2 separate regions of the Mus musculus genome follow, and region 2 is linked to region 1. Evidence: chromatin loops called from intact Hi-C (ENCODE). Cell type or tissue: heart. All regions are shown on one strand. Each heading gives the region's core, and the rest is flanking DNA. Links, peaks and the distances in the headings are about the cores only.

The links. A loop is a pair of places that touch in the nucleus more often than their neighbours do. Peaks named below come from ENCODE experiments on the same cell type or tissue, not always from the same donor. Only the 100,000 strongest peaks of a DNase experiment are listed, where the experiment ranks them.
Region 2: it touches region 1 in a loop (5-fold over the local background); 7 of 42 quality-filtered maps call a loop at or near these places.

The regions. Positions count from the first base shown.
Region 1 is chr3:19,517,504-19,528,237 of GRCm38, forward strand. The region is part of intron 1 of Dnajc5b (DnaJ heat shock protein family (Hsp40) member C5 beta); the gene reads left to right. Among named protein-coding and RNA genes, the nearest start is that of Dnajc5b, 14 kb to the left of the region's middle. In heart, for the core only: a CTCF peak has its summit at 4,860 (motif pointing right); no DNase peak of the experiment used is centred there.
Region 2 is chr3:20,193,330-20,204,063 of GRCm38, forward strand. No RefSeq gene overlaps it. Among named protein-coding and RNA genes, the nearest start is that of Gm31320, 24 kb to the right of the region's middle. In heart, for the core only: a CTCF peak has its summit at 5,786 (motif pointing left); no DNase peak of the experiment used is centred there; H3K27ac peaks cover 543 bases.

The sequences.
Region 1 (10,734 bases), core at 864-8,863:
TGATCTAGACGGGCTTCTATGTTTAGGCCCAGTGATTTGATTTTTAAAAACCACAAATGTATTTCTATTGTACTATTTTTATATTAGCTTATAAGATCAGCTTTATGCTTAATATCTACAATGAACATATCTACATTTACTTATGCATGAACATGTAAGTAAAGTATGGTTTTTATAAGTCCTCTTGTCCTTACTTTTTGTATAGCTTTCAGCTGCTGAAAGGTCCAGAGCTTGAAACCACTTTCTGTCACTAGTACTCTCTTTCCACCATTTTCACATTGTTAATCACAAGAAGGGGTCTTCTGCAGTCATATAAGCTTAGATTTCTTCTTGAATCACCTATCACTGTAATATAAACTTGTCTTAGATCCAAGTACTTCTTACAATAAATCATTTTTTCCTCCAAATATGTCATAATCTCCAAAAATTCCTATATGCATTCAGTTACATCAGGGGCTTAATTATAAGCTAAAAACTGTCACAGCCCACCGACCCGCCCCCCAACCCCACTCCAGCAATCAGGCAATCAATGACTAGTTCTTTGTAAGTCAGAATCAAACTCCAGAGAAACAAAGATTTTACTTCCTTTTCAGAGATAAAAATGTTAACAATGCTGATGAAGATCTAAGATACCTTGATTTTTAAAGCCTTCATCTGATGATACAGATGCTAAACATTATCAACATCCAAGACACCCTGGAATCTGATACACCTTGGTGGATAAATAACTGCTTGAATTAAATTGTTCATAACAGTCTTGCTGCCTTTTCCTGGAAAATGTTGACACATAACCCCTGTCTTCTTCATACTCTAAGTTGCAATGGACCACTTTCTTTTCACTCTAGCTCATATTTCAGTTGGGTCTTCACTGGAAAATGAATCTTTGGCTGTCCCAGTCATCTAATAGTCTTTGTAGACTTCTTAATGCTCCTTGCAGTGTCTGAGTTTTGGGAACCAAAGCCAACACTAGGAAATCAGTAAGCAGTAGCATTCTTTAACCTCATTGACAGTCCATTTCCTACATCATCCTTTCTTGTCAAGGTCACGCCTGGACAAACAGGAAGAGATAGCACCAGCTGGAGCCCCAGGTCCTACATTCCTTCTATTCCATCCTTACAAAGCATTTAAGGCATCCTTCTATCCTCAAGATACAGAGCATCTCCTCACTAATGTTAAGGATGCTGTTCTGTGTATGAGCCCTACAAATGGGGAGATGGGACTGTCTGCACTCCCTCTTGCCTCCCCTTCTGTGTCTCTGGGATTTTGTGACCGCCTTCTTGGGCCCAAGCTTGGAGGAGCTCCTCACTATCTGTATGCACTGCAGCAGAGGCAGACAGAGTGGTTTCTTGACTCTAGCACAACCAGGTTTGCTTTTCAGTGATTTCCTCTTAGCAAATGCACTGTAAAACCATAGCACAAATAATACCATTCTTAAAATTCAGAGAACTATACAAAGAAGAGGAAATAAATAATAGAAATCTAAAATGTCTTACTCAAAGCGTCAAGTCTCCCTTCCCCAATCCTTGCTGTACATTTTGGGTTTAGAAAATCAGGTCTACCCACTGAATAGCACATTATGGTTATTTTCTCTGCTTCTTAGAAACAGAATTTTAAGTGCCTTTACAAGCAGATGTTACTTTCTTTAATGTTAACACTTTTAAGAAATCACTGTTTAGTGCATACTATATTTGGGTTTCCACAGAGAAACAGAACCAATAGGGTATATTTATAAAATAAGGTATTGATTTTTATGATTTGGAAGCTAACAAATCCTAGGATCCAGAGTGAGCAGTCCTGAGACTCAAGGAAAACTGGAAAGCAGCTGTCTCTGCAGCGAGCTGTCTTTCAGGAGATGAGAGGGTATGCACTCTAATCTCAGGGAGGGTACGTTTTTGATCTCTATAAGTCTCTAGCTGAAGATGAGTGGCAGGTGCTTTTTTTGGGGTCTACTGATCGAAATACCAATACACATTCACACAAAAAGAGTAATGTTAGAACAAATATCTAGGCACCCTGTAGCCAGGCAAGTTGGCACATAGAATTAGCCATTTCACCAGAGAACAATTAATTGAAACAATGATCCTAAGTGAAAAGCCATCCAGTCTCCATCTGCTAAACGCTTTTTTGACTGTACCACGTTTGTATATTTTAGAAATGCAGAAAGAAGTCCGGAGAGTTGAGTAAGTTTATCTAAGTAGCTTAACTTGTTAAAAGAGAGCTGGGATCCCAGCCCTCTTACATGCCTTAGCTGGGTGTGGGCAGTTTCCCAAGTGTCTCAGAGTTGCTCCCTCCCTAGGAAGAAAGCACTGAAGGCCTTAGCTATTGCTCAAAGCTCAGGGAAAGCACTGTCCTGTCTTCATGTGTGAACATGCTGGCCTTGGGCAGCATGCAGCTACTAGAAGGGCCCCCCTCTCCTTTGCTTTGAAAGGGCTCTGTGGAACATTAGCAGTAACTGTTTACTGAAAGCCCTACCCTTGTGCTTCAGATGTCCAATCTTCAGGGCTTATCACAGCTCTGTGCTCCCCCACTGCCCACTTGGCTGTAGAGGGGCAGCATGCCAGGTCTGTCATAGGCTGGAATGGGTAAGGATTCTGAAACATCTCTTCAAAACTGTCCCCATGGGCCAGTCCAATCCTGTTCCATTCCTCCCCCATTTTTTTTATAAACAGCTTAAAATGTTCGCACATCAATCATGCCATAGGTGCATGCTGCCTGCTGATTCATCCAGCATGGGTTGGGCCTTCCTCTATGGCGATGGTGCTTGTTCAACAGTGCTGCCGGTCTTTGCCCATCCCCCTCCTGCTCCACACTTTAAGAAAACACTGTTTAGTAACACGCTTAACTCGAAGTGCCTAAATCTATCTTATACACACAGATTCCTTTGTCCTGGACCCTTATAAACCCTCTCTGGTTGCTCCTGGAGTTCCATTCATTATGATAATATACTTAGTCCCCACAGTGCTGTTGAGTTGACTTCGACAACAGCAAGCACCTAATTTTTTCAGAGAGAAGCCCTAAGACTGAAAAGAATGAGTTCCTTACCCAAGTCCACTTACAAGCTACATCTCCCGGGCCAGGTCTTCTAGTGTAGCCTGTAGATATCAGCTCTGAGGGCATGGAGTGAGGGGACCCTCCTGGCCCCATCCAGTGTGCACAGATCACAGAGCAGGCCACATCTGTGGCAGCATCTGTGGGAAGGCTCCTGTTGAAGATCAGCATCACGTACAGCAGCAGTATAGGTGCAGTGCAAAGAAAGATGTATTAGAAGAAAAATGGGGACAGAGGGGGACACACTTTACTGACTAAAGCAGGGCTGCATGGTCGTCATACTTCTGTAGAAGGCCCAAGAAAGGGCTGTGAGTCCTATCACCTGTTAAGTGACTCAGTTAGGTCCTCTATTCCCAGCAGAAGTGGCCTTAGCTACTTCTGTGAATATCATGTATTCAGAGGAAATCAGCTCATGGTTTAAGTGTACTGCACTTAGGTCAGTGAATTCTCCATCCCACTGTCACAACCTGTACTCACGTGCCTCCTCCGTTCTGTGGAGTTTTCCTTCCAGAAGAACTTGGTCTGACTTTCCACGTGGTACTGGTTCCAAAGCTGTGACCCATATCATTGAAAGTGAACAATCTTAGGCAAGGCTTCTGAAGATGGCAGACCAATCGGCACACAAGGAAGCACAACCCTCAGTACTAACAATTCTCAAATTAGAAGAAGTATCTTGCTTTCAAGCCTGTTTCACTTCTTCCTTTAGCCTGGAATAAATGAACTGCAGGTGCTTTGCCAACAGTGGAGGCTCTGTATGGAAGCAGCACTCTCCAGAGGTGGTGACCAAGGGCTCCCTAGAGCCTGTGGACAGAGAACCAACTTCATTCATGGCAGGGGTTCTCAGAGTTAGGACGCATGTTCCTACCCAGGTTCTGTTAATAACTGTGGTTTCTTTATGACAGTGTTGTGGGCCTGGCTTGTTGGCTTGTAAGACTTTGTCTCAGTTGTTGCATGCATCAAATATATCCACAAGAAAGTGCTTTATTGACAACAGAACACCATTTCTCCCCCAAGTTAAGAGCTGGTGTCTTTTGCTAGAAGCAAGGTGGGGATGGTGAGGAGACCAGTCGATTGGTGCAAGTCTCCACTGAATCAATAGGAACGTGAGTGCTTTCTAGGAATAGCTCAGCAGTTCCTGTGGGTAAGACTGTACTCCACTGGGAGACACACAGTCAAGTGTGAAGAGCTTTGAAGAGTTAGGGATGTTGACAAAGGCATAGCTAGCTAGACTTAGTCTGACAGTCTTAGATGAACAGGAAGGTGGTTGGAGAAAGGGGCACAACTGACAGATTTGGGGAGTTCAGACATGTTAGTGAGTCATAAATACAATGGCATATTTAGAAGGGAGGTGGCTGGCAGGACAGGTCAAGGGTGAGTGTGTGCCAGGCTGGAGCTTGCTGACAAGACTGAAGACGTAAAGGACCTGTGTAGGATAAGGGACTGTAGGAGGATGAAAGTGGTGACTGAGAGGGACACGAGGTCAAAAAGGCCCCCAGCCTGATGAATGGTATGCAGAGAGTGAGATCTATGCCAAGGTTACGTGGGAAGATGAAGAAGCAGACGGAGGCTGTGCCAGGATGAGAATCTGTAGGTAGCAGGGATACCAAGGGTCAGGGCAAAGTATCCGGAAGAGCTAGAGAGGAAGGGTAGGGATGTCCAGAAACACACACGAGATTTAAAATTATAACCTAGCCAGTACACATAGAATCACCATTGTGATTGCAGGCTTTGGGAAACAGGTGATTTGGTGTGAGAAATAATTGAAGTTGAAAATGACTGCTTACGGTTACTCTCCTTTTGAACACTAGAGGGCAGCACAGCCATATAGAATGGCAAGTTAGCTTTGTGTTAGGACTGAGTTGAGTTTTTAAGAAAGTTTCAGAAAAGACCTTTTAAAGACGTGCATGCACAGGGGCCTCGGGAGCCTGGGACAGAGAGGCAGCTAGATAAGTGCTTGGTACTCACCCTTCTATATCTTAGTTAGGGTTATTCTTGCTGTGATAAAACACCATGACCATGATAAAACAACTGGGGAGGAGTGGGTTTAATCAGCTTACTCTTCCACAGTACTGTTTGCTACTGAATGAAGTCAGGACAGGAACTCAGAGCAGTGTCTTGGAGGGAGAAGATGATGCAGGGGCCATGGAGGGCGCTGCTTACTGACTTGCTTCTCATGGCTTGCTCAGCCTGCTCTCTTATAGAACTCAGGACCACCAGCCCAGGAATGACACCACTCGCTGACCATGGTCTGGGTCCCTCCGCTACCACTTACTGATTAAGAAAATGCTTTACAGCTGGATCTCATGGAGGTGTTTTCTCAATTTCAGAAGACTCTGTGTGTGTCAAGTTGACATTGAACTAACTAGCCATGACATTATACTTGTCAATTCCTAGTCACATGCAAGAGCTACCTAGTCCATGGGTCCAGGTTTTTACCTCTGGAGGCTAGTCCTTCATGCTGGCTTGGCTTGGTTGTAACATATCTAAAAGTAAGGTCTGGTGTGGAGGCAGTGGGAGAAAAGCTGAGGGGCTGTTTTGTGGCTTTCACATCTGTGGAGTTGTGGTGATAGGGACAGCTGGATGGTCTGTGTCTGTGATGTGGAACAATCCAGAAAACCTTGTAATGTTTCCAAGAGTCTGGAAGGATGAGGAGCAGGGCTGTAAGTGGGTAGCATGTAGCTCAATGGTGATGAGTGTCAGTGGGACTGCTTTCCAGGAGATATACACTATAAGAACTTGTGGATGGGAGGCAGAGTGGTCGGCTGAGAAGACAGCATCAGCACAGGGGCCCATCTGATCCTGCATGTCTGGAAAGTAAGGGTTTCTTCAAAATGTTACCCATCATGTTCTGAAAGGGGCTTTTCTACTCCAATCACTGGGAGAGTCTGCTCAGCTGTGGATGTACAGTTCCAGGCACCTCCAGTTGACACTTAGTAAGACTAAGAGCTGAAGGCCAGACCTGGAAGATCAAGGATTGTAGCCACTAGCTGCTTGCAACTCAGTGAGTTCTGACTACCCATTCTGTGAGCTGTTCTTGCAAAGATCCACTGGGGACACTAGAGATTTATGCAGTCTTTGGTGTACTAGCATAGTGGGCCAGGAGACAGACAGACAGAACCACTTAGCCTCCCTGGTGACCATAGACATGGGGATGCAGATGTGTACGCAAAGAAGGGACACACTTTGTCACTTAAAGCTAACTTGTCCAGCTCAGCTTCTTCAAATTTAACAAGAATATATAAATGCAGTTTCATAGCTGAGCACTCAAGCCCAGCTTTTAACCTTTCATGGTTGATGTTTTTCTTTGGGAAAAATCACATGACCATGGTAACCAGACAGGGGATCCTAAAATGTCTGTGACTTGTGAAAAGAAAGCATTTAGGGAGTTGCCAAGTGTGGCATATGTGTGGTTTATCTTTAGCATCTCCTTCTCTTTCCAGGATACGTCTGTTACCCAGTTAAAGCTCCATTCGAAAGGGGGCTAAGATACAGCTTCAGGGTCATCCTCCGATGCCATCACCACACATACTATATCTCGGTTTCCATGTGCTCGTTCTTTTGTAGGCTGCCTGACTGCATTCACACAAGAATGTGCAGAACAATCTTTATAACTGATGTCCTATTAAAAGAGAATTTTGCACTGAGCAGGTCACTTGAGCTTATCTGAACTGGAGACACGGGCGGCCTGTGAAGTCACTGGCCAAGGTTCTGTGTACAGATACTCTGTCAAAGAAGGACATCTGTTGGGCTCAAACTTCCTTGGTTTATTACAGCAATTTCTTATCATAAGTAAGCAACACTGTGTTTAAATTTCACACATGTGAAATATATATTGTATTTCCAGGCAGGTAACAAGACTCTGTCAATATTTTCTCAGTCACATAGTTCTCAGATTAGAGATTTACTTAAGTAAGGTGGGCCTCATTAGTAGTTCCACTTCTAGCTTTCTTGAGCTTCCCTCAGTCATCACTCCCTGGGTCATGGGTTGGTAAGAAACAGCAAGCCCCAATTCCCCCTGCAGTTATACACTCATGAAGCAAAGCTCTTCAATGAGTTAGAACTTTGTCTCATCCAGGCTGTCTCCTACATGTAGTTCTTGGGTAATTTTCTTAGCTGCACCCATCTTGGTCTTCTTTATAACACTATAATATAAAATGACTCAATGAATACTTTCTTTCTTTTTTTTAAAGATTTATTAATTTTTTTATTTATATGAGTGCACTGCAGCTGTCTTCAGACATACACTAGAAGAGTGCATTAGATCCCATTACAGATGGTTGTGAGCCACCACGTGGTTGCTGGGAATTGAATTCAGGACCTCTGGCAGAACAGTCAGTGTTCTTAACCACTGAGCCATCTCTCCAGCCCGAATACTTTCTTTATAAAAGTACTATAAGCATGCTTTATTTAGTATAAATTATAACACAGAAAGGGAATCCCATGTATGGAATGGGGATCCGTTCTGAGCCAGTCAAGATTGATAACCCAGGGGCAAACTTTGGACCAGCAGATGAAAAAAAAAATACGAGGATGGGAATGTCAAGTGCAGGAAGAATGATGGTGAAGGCGAACTTAGTGTTCTTATTGAGAGGAGCTCAGGGCACCAAGTGTGAGGCATGGGGAAGTTGATAAGATATTGAGGGTTATTAAACACTGAGCTGGTAGAGTCTCTTCTAAGCTTAGGCTGACAAGATGGCTCAGCAGGTAAAGGTACCTTGAGTCTATCCCTGGACACACACATCCCCATGGTAGAAAAAGAGAACCTATTCTCCAATATTGTTCTCTGACCTTTACATTCACATCATGCACATGAATGTCCTGCCACAAAGTATACAAATAAATGTAATAATAATAGAAACAAAACCACCTGAGTTCTCACGACTCATTCTGCAATGGTGTTCAGGCCACACACAAGGACACACTCAACTGCAGTTCTAAAGGGAAAAGCCTGACTGAAGTTCAAAGAGTGTTTTTGTTTGTGTGATCATGAAGGCAATAATGTCAATCTACTGAGATAACACTGAGTCTTAAAATAGAGAAACTCTCTCTTTGTTTTACTACTTACATGGTTTTAGGACTTACATGAGATAGTTGCATCAGAGTCAGCTATTCCAGCCTCTAGCATCGGCATCACCCATGTCACCGTGTCCTATCACCACCGCCAGCCTCGGGGCCGCCATCTTTGACTCACCAAGCTTTGGGTAAAGTGCCTCACGTGACAGAACAGGAAGCAGTTTCCATTTGTATAAATCACTCGATTATCGATGAGTTAGAAGCCTGAGACAAAACCTGTCAGGATTGCATGTCTAAACTCTTAGAGCACCTCCAGTGCACTAGGTTCTGATTTGGGGAGGGAGGAAAAGAATAACCTCCCTTCCTTCTGATGCTCCTCCTCCTCCCTCTCTTCTCCCTCCTCCCCTTGCTCCTCTTCCTCCTTCTATTTTGTCACTTCTGTGTTTCAGTCAGGATCTCTCTACATAGCAGCCTTGGTTGTCACTATTTAGACCAGGCTGGTCTTAGACTCACAGTGGGTCCTCCTGCCTCTGCTTCCTGAGTGCTGGGATTAAAGGCATGTGCCACCACACCTGACATTATTACTTTGAAAAAGATTTTATACAATATATTCTGATCACAGTTTCCCCTCTCCCAACTCCTCCCAGATCCCCCAACTTCCTCACCCACCCAATCCTGTGACCTTCTCTCTCTCTTTCTCCTTATAAAACAAACAAACAAAAAAACAAGCTAGAGTAAAAAATAAAACCACAAGAATCAGCACACACATGCATGCACACACACATGCACACACACACCCCTTCTCAATTAGCCCATACTAGCCCCAGAAAGCAATGGGCTATAAGAGTCTGTACTCTGTCTATGGATACTTTGCAATAGTCATGGGAAGTATTAAAGAGCCCATGTGCTGTTCTGTGTTTTACAGAGGAGATGAGTAAAGAGAGCAGCATGTGTAAACCCAAGCCAACAGAAATGTTATCTTTTAGTTACTGGAGCTTGAGCTAAGTCCTGTGGAACCTAATTTGACTTTGTTTTTAATCGCATGGATGCTGTTACCTTCAGCAAATGTTTCCTTCGGAAACCGGAGCTGTGGAAAGTTCTTGCAGAGGGCAGGCACCCAGCTGGCAAGTGTTTTCCACCTTACTGAGCTGAAGAGCTCTCTGCTTCTCCTCTCTGATGTGGGGTCAGCAGCAACTCTCAACTGGACAGCTCCCTATACCGTGTAAGGAACTCATTAGCCCAAGCACACCGCAGGATCTTGCTTTGGGTTAGTTTGAGTGACCATAGGCCTGACCACTCGTAGGATCAGTGTCAGCCATTCTTGAGCACTTTAATTTAGTTTTTTCCCTATAGCCTCCTAAGGTTCTATATTTTCTACATATTTCTATAGTTGCCCAAATTAAAATCTCAGGCCCCTTGTAACTTCAAAGTTATATAAAAATGTTATTCACCATTTTATATAATTCTCCACGTGGAAGACAATAAGACTCAACTTTGAAACCAGGCTGGTTGGCTTTGAACATAACCTTACCAAGAAAAAAAAAGGTTAAAAACTTATAAACTCACAAAACTTATAAAATAGGGAACTGTGTACTCTCCTGTGCCATATAGCATTTGATTCTATAGAGTCATTCCTCAGTTACAGTTGAGAGACTGTCACAGTGGTGGCCGACAGCATCTTCATCTTACAGAATCAAAGAAATGAGCTGCTTTTTCCTTTCCAAATTCACTTAACACAATAGAAGCCTGACCAGATTGTTGATCCCCATGAAACTTCCAAGTTATGTCATGTGGCTAAATATGTAGTCCAGTGACAAAGAAGTTACCTGGAATGCTGAGATACTGGATTCCATCATAGACAAAACCAAGTGAAACCCCAAATCCAAACCAATGACGATGACGATGACCATGACTATGACCATGATATGTAAATAGTTGTCCCAAGTCAGACTTGTCATCTCTGTGATAAAATACCTGACAAAAGAACTTCAAGAGGGAGAGATTTATTCTGGCTCATGGTCTTGGATGTTTCCATCCATGCTTTTCTGACTCCATGTACTCTGGCAGAGCACTGTGGAAGTAGTAATATGTGGAGGAGGAGTCTGTTCATCTCACAGAGAGGGAAAGGGACTGGGGCTTATGCATGGCCTTCTAAGCTACATCTTTAATGATCTATCTCTTCTAGCTAGGTCATCTCTCAAAATAATAGAACCACCTGAATGAAGGGTTCAACCCATGGGACTGTAAGGGACATTTCATATTCAAACTATAGCAGTGATGTATAGAGGTAATATAAATTGTAACAGGGACAACAACATTGCCTTTATTCATGCTGTTAGGAAGCCTTTGCACAAAACCAATGTACACTAGTTGTGGGAAGTATTTTTAAAAAAGGGTGCAAGTCACGCTATGGTCAGTAGGACGCAGTGGGCTGGCCGGCGTGTTCTCATCTTGGGGAGATACTCTGATTCAGAGCTCCAAAAATCTCTCCACTCAATTTGCTAAGTTCCTACATGTGGGTTGCTACCATGCCAACCCCATGTTTCAAAATTCTTGCAAACCCACACTTTGCTGCCCTACCTTTCTCTCTGGAACCCATTTGAGCTTCTGCGTGAAGGAAAACACTACAGAAACTTAGTTCAGAATCAATGGTAACTCAGTCTCTAGGCACAA
Region 2 (10,734 bases), core at 1,214-9,213, 680 kb after region 1:
GAAAAACTATTCCATTTCTCGTAGGATTGCAGGCTGGTACAACCACTCTGGAAATCAGTCTGGTGGTTCCTCAGTAAACTGGACATAGTACTACCTGAGGACTTAGCTATACCACTTCTGGGCATATACTCAGAAGATGCTCCAACATGCAATAAGAACACATGCTCCACTATGTTCATAGCAGCCTTATTTATAATAGCCAGAAGTTGGAAACAACTCAGATGTTTCTCAATAGAGAAATGGATAAAAAAAAAATGTGGTACATTTATACAATGGAATCCTACTTAGCTATTAAAAACATTGACTTCATAATATTGTCAGGCAAATGGATGGAACTTGAAAATATCCTGAGTGAAGTAACCCAGTCACAAAAGAATACATATAATATGCATTTACTGATAAGTGGATATTAGCCCAAAAGTTTGGAATACCCAAGTTGCAATTCACAGACCATATGAAGCTCAAGAAGAAGGAAGACCAAAGTGTGGATGCTTCAGTGCTTCTTAGAAGGGGGAACAAAATACTCATAGGAGGGAATTTGGAGAGAAAGAGTGGAGCAGAGACAGAAGGAAAGGCATCCAGAGACTGCCCCACCTGGGATCCATCCCATATACAGTCATCAAATATGGACACTATTGTGGATGTTGGGAAGTGCTTCCTGACAGGAGCCTGATATGGTTGTCTCCTGAGAGGCTCTGCCAGAGCCTGACAAATACAGAGGTGGATGCTCACAGCCAACCATTGGACTGAGTATGGGTTCCCCAATGGAGGAGTTGGAGAAGAGATCGAAGGAGCTGAGGGGGTTTGCAACCTCATGGGGGTGGGGGGAGATACATTGTCAACCAGCCAGAACCCCCGGAGCTCCTGAGGACTGGACCACCAACCAAAGAATACACATGGGGGGTGGATCCATGGCTTGGGCCTGGTATGTGGCAAATGATGGCCTTGTTGGACATCAGTGGGAGGAGCGGCCCTTGGTCCTGTGGAGGTTTGATGCCCTAGTGTAGAGGAGTGCCAGGGAAGGAAGGCAGGAATGGGAAGGGGGAGCACCCTCATAGAGGCAGGAAGAGGAGGATGGGATAGGGATTTTTCAGAGGGGAAACCTGGAGAGGGAATAACATTTATAAAATGTAAATAAAGAAAATGTCCAATAAAAGAAAAAAATTTAAAAATTGCTATTTGAGATGACCTCCTCCCAAAGAATTTGTTTTTTTTTGTTTTTTGTTTTGTTTTTGCAATGAGAAAATGAATTATTCTTTTAAGAATTACTCAACTTTTAAATAAAAAAGCTAATTTAGATGTATATACAATTGGCTTATTTTGGTTCAAAGTCAAAATATTCAGATGTCTATTTAAATGTTAGAAGCATAGCTTACTTTGCATAGCTTAACAATGGAATACATAAGTTGTATAGTGTTACAGCCGATACCCTTTTCTCTTGACCTTGTATAGATAGTCTAAAAATGTGACTTGGAAGAATTAGTGATTTCATAATATTTCTGAGAAGCAAAAGATATTTTTGCTACATTCCTTAAAAAAAATAGTTGGTGATTGTAAATGTGTGTCCTAAAAAAAATGCACTTGTGAGAAATTTAAATTTGTGCTGTTTCCTGATTAGATTAGAATAGGGTTTTTGTTTGTTTGTTTGGTTTGGTTTGGTTTGGTTTGGGTTTTTTTGGCAGTTTGTGCACAGTTGAAAGTATGTTGTATAGAAAGACCAGGAAGTATAGATAGGTTTGGCTTAGCCAGCAGCTCCAAGAGCCGCCCATGTCTTCTTGTCCCTGACTTTAGGAATTCATGAAATCATGCGGTTTGGGGTATTTCTTTATCAGGTCGTCTGAAAGTAAACAACACTCATTTTCTGAAAAATTGAAATCAAATGTTTCATGCCTTTCAACACAGGCTCCATATGTACTGTTAAGCATAAAACTGTGTGTAATCTGAAAAGGTAATTTATGAAAATCTCTGTCTGCTCTCCCCTGTCTAATTTACATAATAGTGGTGAATTCAATGAGCTAACATCATAAAATGTACACTTTAGGAACTTACATTTAATCAATATCATTGAATTCTAATCATTTTCTTTTTTCCCTGGTTGTTTTTGACATAAGAATCTGCTCAGGGCTGGGGAGATAAACTACCCACCTGAGTTTTCCCAGGATTTACATAAGAAAAGCAGGACCCAGTGGGCTCTGGCAGCAGAGGTGGGGTTGGCTGGTCTCTAGGGCTTACTGGCTAGCAACTTAGCCTACATGGTGAGCTTCCAGACAATGAGCGAGGAGGTTCTGTCTTCAGAACTGTGTTTGGACAACTTTTTTTCTAAGGAATAACACGTGAAGCTTTCCTTTGGCCACTATATCCACAGGCACCAATGTACCACGCACACATGTTTACCTGTACACTTAAATGTGCACATATGTGCACATACGCACATATGCAATCTACACAAAAATCTACAACTACTTTTATTTGTAACAACTCTTGCGTAATAGATGCTGTGGATTTAGTATAACAGGTCAGTATAAACAATACAAGCAAAATATTGGCAGGTGGTCAGAGGAGCCAGCACTGAGTTCTCCAGACATGGTCTAATCATCAAATCAAACTGTCCTAAGAGGCTTCTCATTGCATTTCTCTAGATCGTCACTAAGATCATTGCTGATCGTTATTTTCGTAAGTAAGCCAGGGGAGAGCAACACTCTCAGAGCTTTGCAATTGTCTTCCAGTTTGGTTTCCAGGTGCTTTGAACTTATGCTACCCTGTTAGAACACTCTGAAGTCAAGTGAGTACTTCTAGAATAAATCCAAGACATTGAGTGACTGAAGGATCACATCTTGTTAGAATCAGAAGTAAATTCTAAGCTCAATTGTCTGCTTTGAACCTCCTTTATAACAGATGAGGGGAAGCCATGGGAAGCACAACACAATTTAAAACCAGTCAAGGCAATCCAGCATTGGCATTAGCCTGTCTATTGCATTTTGAATGGTTAGTACTGATGTGTTGACTTTTAATTTACCAATATCCAGAATCATAAAATTAAAGTTGTGGGCAGAGTACAGAACAAAGTGATAGTAAAAAATCAACATTTATTTTTCCCGTTTCTAGGTACTATTTCTAGGCACTGTTCTAGGTACTATTTCTAGGTACTGTTGTAGGTACTATTTCTAGGTACTGTTCTAGGTACTGTTGTAGGAACTATTTCTAGGTACTGTTCTAGGTACTATTTCTAGATACTGTTCTAGGTACTATTTCTAGGCACTGTTCTAGGTACTATTTCTAGGTACTGTTGTAGGTACTATTTCTAGGTACTATTTCTAGGTACTGTTCTAGGTACTATTTCTAGGTACTGTTCTGATTCTCACAATTCTGATTGGCTTCTCCCTGATCATCACTTTTCATCTCATCTTCTAATTTTGTGTCATGCTCAGGCTGCTCTTTGAGTCTACTCTAAAGACGTCTCATGTTTGTACTAACGTAAGGTCACACTTTTTGTCAAAGGGTCTTGTCACAACAAATCTGCCCTGTAATTCTATGGAGACTGTTGATGAACATCCTTAGCAGGTGTAGATCCTAATTTTGTGTCTCTAGCTGTACTTAGTTTTTGAGAATGAGCAAGGGTTCTCCACCATTCAGACACTGGATTTAATACTGATTTTTTTTTCTTTTTATTCTGTAGACTGGAGAGGTGACCTGGTTCCCTCACTTGTCTTTAATGCCTTTTTTTTTTAAAGGTTTATTGTTAGTTTTCCCAGCCTAGTGTTGAATTGATAGAAAAGTGATTTCTCCTTATCATTCGCACTGTTTAGATTGCAGGTAGTGCCATGATGTCTGACTCTGGAGTATGCTCAAATATCCTGTGTTCTCCCAAATAGATGATAGATGGGACAAGGTAGTTAAAGTGAGATGGAGGAGAAGACCTCGTCCGCATGCAAACCTATCCTAAGATCTAGCTCCTATGTGAGTCTATGGATTACTCAGGTTAGAGGTGACCGTGTCAGACCTTAGACACCCCAGGTCAGGGACCAGAATTCAGTCACTGAGATTACCTGACAGCTCAGCATGTCACAGATCTTCATTTAGGTAGGCGAAGGCTATTACAATCCAGAAGGACTAGGAGATAGGTCCCTGAGACCAGTGGTTTTGATTTGATACGAGAGGAGGGTGAGAGGAGGGATGTAATTGGTACAGGGCATGGGACCATGTTTAGATTTGTTGGAAGAAGAGCTTGATCAGAAAGGACCAGGCCACAGGAGGCAACACCCTGAGTGTGTTTTAGAAACATAGTAACTCAGTTAATTTCTGGTCTGCATTCACTACAATATTCTAGGTTGCTGATGTCTCCCCCATAAAAGAAATCTGACGAGCCACGAGGAACCTGTTTGAGAAGATTACTCTTCTTTTAAGATAAGAATGCTTTTCCTGGCCAGAAACTCAGCCTGTGTTTAGAAGCTGTTGTGTATGGCATAAATTAATTCTTTATACAATTGATGCAAGTTGGCAGATCTGAAATTTGAACTTAGTTTTTTTCTGGTTCAAGAAGCAATATGAGTAACTCAAACAAGAAAATTTAGAGATATTTGGCAAGGAAATAAATCTTGGGAGGTGACAGAGTAGAAGGGAGATGATCAAAACCAAGCAAATGCCATCAGCCAGGCGGAGTGGATTTTAACTGAAAGGGAAGTGCTCGTGCTTGTAGTTCCTTATCTAAAATCCACCGGCTCGGTGGAAACGTCCGAAGCCCTCACATGAGTCACATGACAACGGGAATTGGCACAAGAAATAGGCCACAGACTTTTGCTTGGAAATCATAGTCAAGGGTGAAGCTATGAAGAAAGCTTGTCATGTGGCAACAAGCCTCCTCCTGCGGGGGAGAAAGAAACGGGAGCCAGTGTATGAAGAAAGGTGATTAGATGTTTGACCATAACATAAACGGAGGGAACTTAGGTGAGTCTCTGGATCTCATTGTCTTTGTCCATGGGCATTTCTAACAGTAATTGTTCCATGCTTGTCTCCACAAGGTGTCCAAGCCCAGGGGGCCTCTGAGGCTGAGGGAGGACGGTCTAGAGATCTACTGCCTGGGTTCTCTCGCAGACCAGTGGGCTAGAGATCCAGGTGGGATGGAGTTCATCCTTGTTTCCCATTAACCTAGACACCAAGGCAATGCAAGTCACCATGAAGGCTAGCTGTGGAGGCTAGTTGTCTGGAGAAGTCAGCTCATTACTGTGCCTATAAATACACTGTATAAATTACAGGTTTGTTTATACATGTAACTGTGGTCTTACTATCTTCCTCACCTGTCTTAATAGACCAGAGAAAACTCAGCCTTAGTGTTATATAACTGCAAAGTATGCACTGGACAAACTGGCTGATGACAATCTTTCAATCTTGAGCATATTATACAGGTAATTTGGGGGTTTCATATGAGTCCGGTATGAAGTGGATGTCACAGAATCCTTGTATTTTCTTTATGAAAGATTCCATCTTTTTCTTATGCAGATGAAAGTCTTTGTAGAACCACATGGTCCCCGTCTTCAGTTTTACCTATCTTTTTCATTGGGAAAGCGATGATCACTCAAAAAAAAAAAAAAAAATTCATCCAGCTTTTTAGCTTCTCTCAAATTCTGAAGGTTTTAGCAAAAAAAAAAAAAAAAAAAAACAAACAAACAAACAAACAAAAACAACAACAACAACAAAACAACAAAACAAAACAAAACAAAATAATACAAAACAAAACGGGCCTGACAAGGTTTAGGAGTTGAGTAGCAGCGCCACCTTGTGGTTCAGATCTGCCACTGTTGGACGCTATTCCCACCAAGGCGTGACTGAGTGATTTGCTGAGTTTGGGGATAAAGTCTCTAAAGATGCAGTGGGGTCATGCGAGTGAGACCCTGGTCTGGTAGAAGTGAGAAAATAATTTTTTGCTGTCTATAGTATTTTGTTATTTCAGCTTAACCATAATAAAATACTAGTCTCACTTTGAATGTAACTTCTGTGGGTATTTGCGAGTCTGGTCTATGAACGTGGAAGTTAAGAGCAGCGAAGATCCTTTTCCTTTGCTTTGTGTGCTGGCAGAGACAGAAAGAATTTTTAATAAAGGCCCTGGCATGGGAGGTGCACAGGCTGATGCCAACGGACAGAACTGGCAATGGCTAGGATATTAAGTACAACAGTGCTGCTTGTGAGGCAAGAGCTGTCTTTACTTAACACTTATATTTTATGTATGTATGTTTGGCCTGCATGAACATACACCATGTCGTGCAGTGCCACAGACACCGGAAGAGGAACTGTGGTTACAGAGGGTGGTGAGCTGCAGGTGGGCGCTGAGAATAGAACCTGGGTCCCCTGGAAAAGCAGGCAATGGAATCTTCCCCAAAAAGTGTAAAACTGTGCAAAATGTATATATATTTACATATAAAAATGTATATTAAGAGAGAGAGGATAACAATCTCTCTCTTAAGAGAGTTCATTCTCAAGGGTAGTTTTATATGACTTCCTTTCTGGAAACGGTCACTTCTTATTTCTTTGTTATACGGGAAGACCTAATGGAAGGCCTTTTAGGATTCTGGAGCAAAGATCTGAAGCATCATTTGATATACGTAAAGATCTCCTCATCCCCGAGGAACTCCTCACTGGGGAGAACCAGATCTTGGGAACCAGCATTGAGCATGAGAATACACAGCATTACAAGACCAACCCATTATGTCATGGTTTGCATATGCTTGGCCCAGGGAGTAGCCTGTCGGGAGGTGTGGCCCTGTTGGAGTAGGTGCAGCCTTGTGGGTGTGAGCTTTTATACCGACATCCTAGCTGCCTGAGAGCCAGTATTCTGCTAGCAGCTTTCAGATGAAGATGTAGAACTCTCAGCTCCTCCTGCACCATGCCTGCCTGCATGCTGCCATGTTCCCACCTTGACAATGGACTGAACCTCTGAACCTATAAGCAGCCCCAATTAAATGTTATTCTTATAAGAGTTGCCTTGGTCATGGTGTCTGTTCACAGCAGGAAAACTCTAAGACACATTACAATGTGAATTCTTTGGAATGAATTATTGAGGACATTTTTTTTCCCGTGTTGACTCTGGTTTATAGAATATATACTGGTTATGTTTCAACATCTGGGTCTTCACAGTCTCTCTGAGCAAGACAACAGGTTACCGATTTATGTCCTGGGCCTAGTTTAACTGGGAGTAAGAGCCTCCAAAGTGTTTGTCCTTTTACCTCTTATGTTTTTGCTATGTTTATTCTTCAAGTTTGGTTTTAAGCACTCAAAGGTCTGAGAAAAGGCTAAGGTACAAAGCCCATTTGATTTCTTTTTACCTTTGATAAAACAGATCCAGCTGCAGGATAATTCTGAAGCACAAATTGCCAGTTATTGCCTATTTATTTTAAAACAAATGACTTCAATTGCCAGTGGTATTATACAAGGCCAAGATAATCTCATTTATTAAGGCTTTGGTAATTAATTGGTCCCAATTATAGAGAATACACAAGAGAGGAAATCAGCACGTCTTTTCTGGCTGGAACAAAACACCATGACCAAAAAGCAAGTTGGGAATGAAAAGTCTAGTCAGCTAACTTCCAAATTGCTGTTCGTCACCAAAGGAAGTCAGGACCGGAACTGAAGCAGTCTAAATATTGGTCTAAAAAAAACCAAACAAACAAAAATATCGTGATAAAGTGACTCTTGATGATATCCCACTGTACTCATAGATCAGTGCCTTGTTCAACCATCACCATCAGAGAAGCTTCCTCCTGAAGTAGATGGGAACAAATACAGGGATTCATAGTCCGACAATATGCAGAAAGTAAGAAATATTGGAACACTCAATCCTAAATAGGATGTTGGCATAAAATCCCTCCCCTCAGAGATGAGGGAATCCTGTGGAAGAGGAGGCAAAAAGAGTGTAACCCCAGAGAGGGTGGAAGACACTAAACACCAAGGCCCTCTAAATCAACACGAGCAAAGCTCATATGAACTCGCAAAGACTGAACTGTCATGCATAGGGCATGCACGGGCCTGCACCAAGTCCTCTGAGTCCGGACTGTAGCTTCTAGTTTACTGTTTTTATGGATTCCTGAATGTGAACCAGTGGGTCTCTGTTTGTTGTGCCTTTTCTTGATCTTTTCCTTCTGTATGTTTGTCTTGTCCAACTTTGATGTGATGGGTTTTGCTTTATCTTATTATATTTTATTTTATTATATCTTTTAAATGGGTGAATGAGTGAATGAATGAATGAATGAATGAATGAATGAATGAATGAAAACGTAGCCACAAGGGTAAAGATTAACAACGGATCTGTCACTTATACCTGCTGGGAGAAGTAAAGTCAGTTTTCTCCAGTAGAGCAACACTGGGTATATCAACCACTCAAGGACTGGCTGCATGTTCAGGAGTAGTTGGCCAACATATAAAATGGACGCCACAGCTTTCTGTGTGTGGGTGTGTTGTTTTACTTCTATTTGTTTACAGATTGATGGGTTATTTGGAGACTTTTTTTGTTTTGTTTTGGGAGTTTGGGGCTTGTAATTGTATTGTGATTTTGTTTTGTTTTGTCTTGGTTTTTTTGAGAAAGAATTTAAAGTTGGGTAGGTAGGGAGGGGAAAGACAGTGAAAGGACCTGAGAGAGAGAAAACCATTATTAAAAGTTATTTAAATATAAAATTGTTTTAAATTAGAAAACTATAATTAAAACAGAAAAAGCAATGCATATCTGAAGCCCCATCTTGGTGCAAACTGGTAATAGGGGAAATTCGGGAAAGGAAGATGGAGGCTTAAACTATAGCAAGATCCTACAGCTGAGCCTAGTGTAGGAATACAGGGAAATGATAGGAAAGGAATTATAGAGAGCCTTCATAGCTTTCTATCAGGATAGGTATGTGGGGGAGGGAGGGCCCATATTCTCTTCATCAACCTCCTCCCCACTTCATGTTCCCGTTCAGACTCAACCCTTCCATAGCTATCTATTCTATCTCTTTCCTAACAAGACCCATCTGTCCCCTCTCATCCCTAACTCCTTACCTTCTGTATTTCTGTGGATTGTAGCTTGACTATCATTGACTTCACAGCTAATATCCACATATAAGCAAATATTTATCTTTCTGAGTCAGGGATCGCTTACTTATGAGGCTTTTCCCCCGTAGATCCATCCATTTGCCTTCAACTTTCATCATTTCATCTTTTTTAAATGGCTGAGTATACTACGTTGTGTAAATATGTCACATTTTCTTTACCCCTTCTGTTGAGAGACATCTGTGTGGTTTCCAGTTTCTGACTATGATGAATAGAGCAGCAAGGATCATGATTGAGCAAGTGTCTTACTGATAGGAAGCATCTCTTGGGTATATGACCAAGAGTAGTATAGTTGGATTTTAAGGTAGATCGATTCCCAGTGTCCTGAGGAATATCCACACTGATGTCCATAGTGTCTTATGAATTTGCACTCCTTCTAGCACCCAATGAGTTTTTATTCCACATTGTCACCGGCATACGCTGTCACTTTTTTTTTGCTGTTACTAGCCATTCTAGCAGGTGTAAGACACAATCTTAAAGTAGTTTTGACTTGCATTTCCCTGGTGGCTAAGGATGGCACACGTTTCTTGTGTGTTTCTCAGTTATTTGAGTTTTGTTTATTGAGATTTCTGTTTAGATAGGTACCACATTAAAAAAAAACCTGGGTTATTTGTTTTCTTGCTATCTAGAGTCTTAAGTTATTTATATATTTTTGGATATTAGCCCTCTATCTGATATGGAATTGGCTAAAAAACTATTTTCCCATTCTGTAGGCTGCCACTTTGTCAGAGTGATGGTGTTCTTTGCTAGAAGATTCTCCAGTCATGAGTTCCCATTTGTTTATTAATTGTTGATATGAGCTCTTGTGCTAATGGTGTTCTGTTCAGAAGTCTTTTCCTGTGCCAGTGAGTTCAAGGCTGTTTCCTGATGGGGTTTCTCTGCCAAAGAAATAAGCCAATTTAGCTGAATTAAAAGTAGAAAAGGCACATTTATTTGAGTATGGGCTCCTGGGAGAGTTCACCTGTCTCAGGGGACTAGACAGGCAAAAGATTCCAGGAAGACTATGGCATAAGGTTTTTATAGACTGTGGTTGGGGACAGGGGCTTGGGTGACTGGTAACTTTAGGTGAGGGGGTTTGTGACAGCTGTCAGGAATGTGGGGTTAGGCTTTTTTGTGTCTTTTCTGTTCAGAGGCTTTCCAAGTGGGCAAAGTTAGAGAGAGAGGGAGAAATGGCATTTGTTAGAGCATATGGGGGTGGGGGTGGGCAAGCCAGAGCCTCCAACAGAACATCCCGACCTCTTTGGGTGTATCGGCACAGGTTCATATTTGGCTACTTCCTGCTGAAAAGGGATGGCATGAAGTCAGGGAGTTGGGAGTTGGTGGATCAGTGCTCAGGGGAGACTTAGGTGAAGTGGCATCTGGTTAACTATTATAGCTAGGAGACCTCTTAAATCTGCTTTTGGAGAAGGCTGGGGAGGCAGGGGAATAAAAGGAAAAGATAGGCAAATGAGAATGAGGAGACCTATTATCAGGGGGAGTAACTGGGAAAAGGGACACTGGCACCAATTGAGGAGGGAGGTGCCCTGGTTTGGCCATCCTGACCCCTTATTTGGGGCTTACTACAGAACCAGAGGGTAGAAGGTCTCAGCTGTTGTACAGACCATTCATCTTGCATAGGTGCTCTCTTGAGTATGGAGAGTTGATACCAACACTGATGTCACAGCT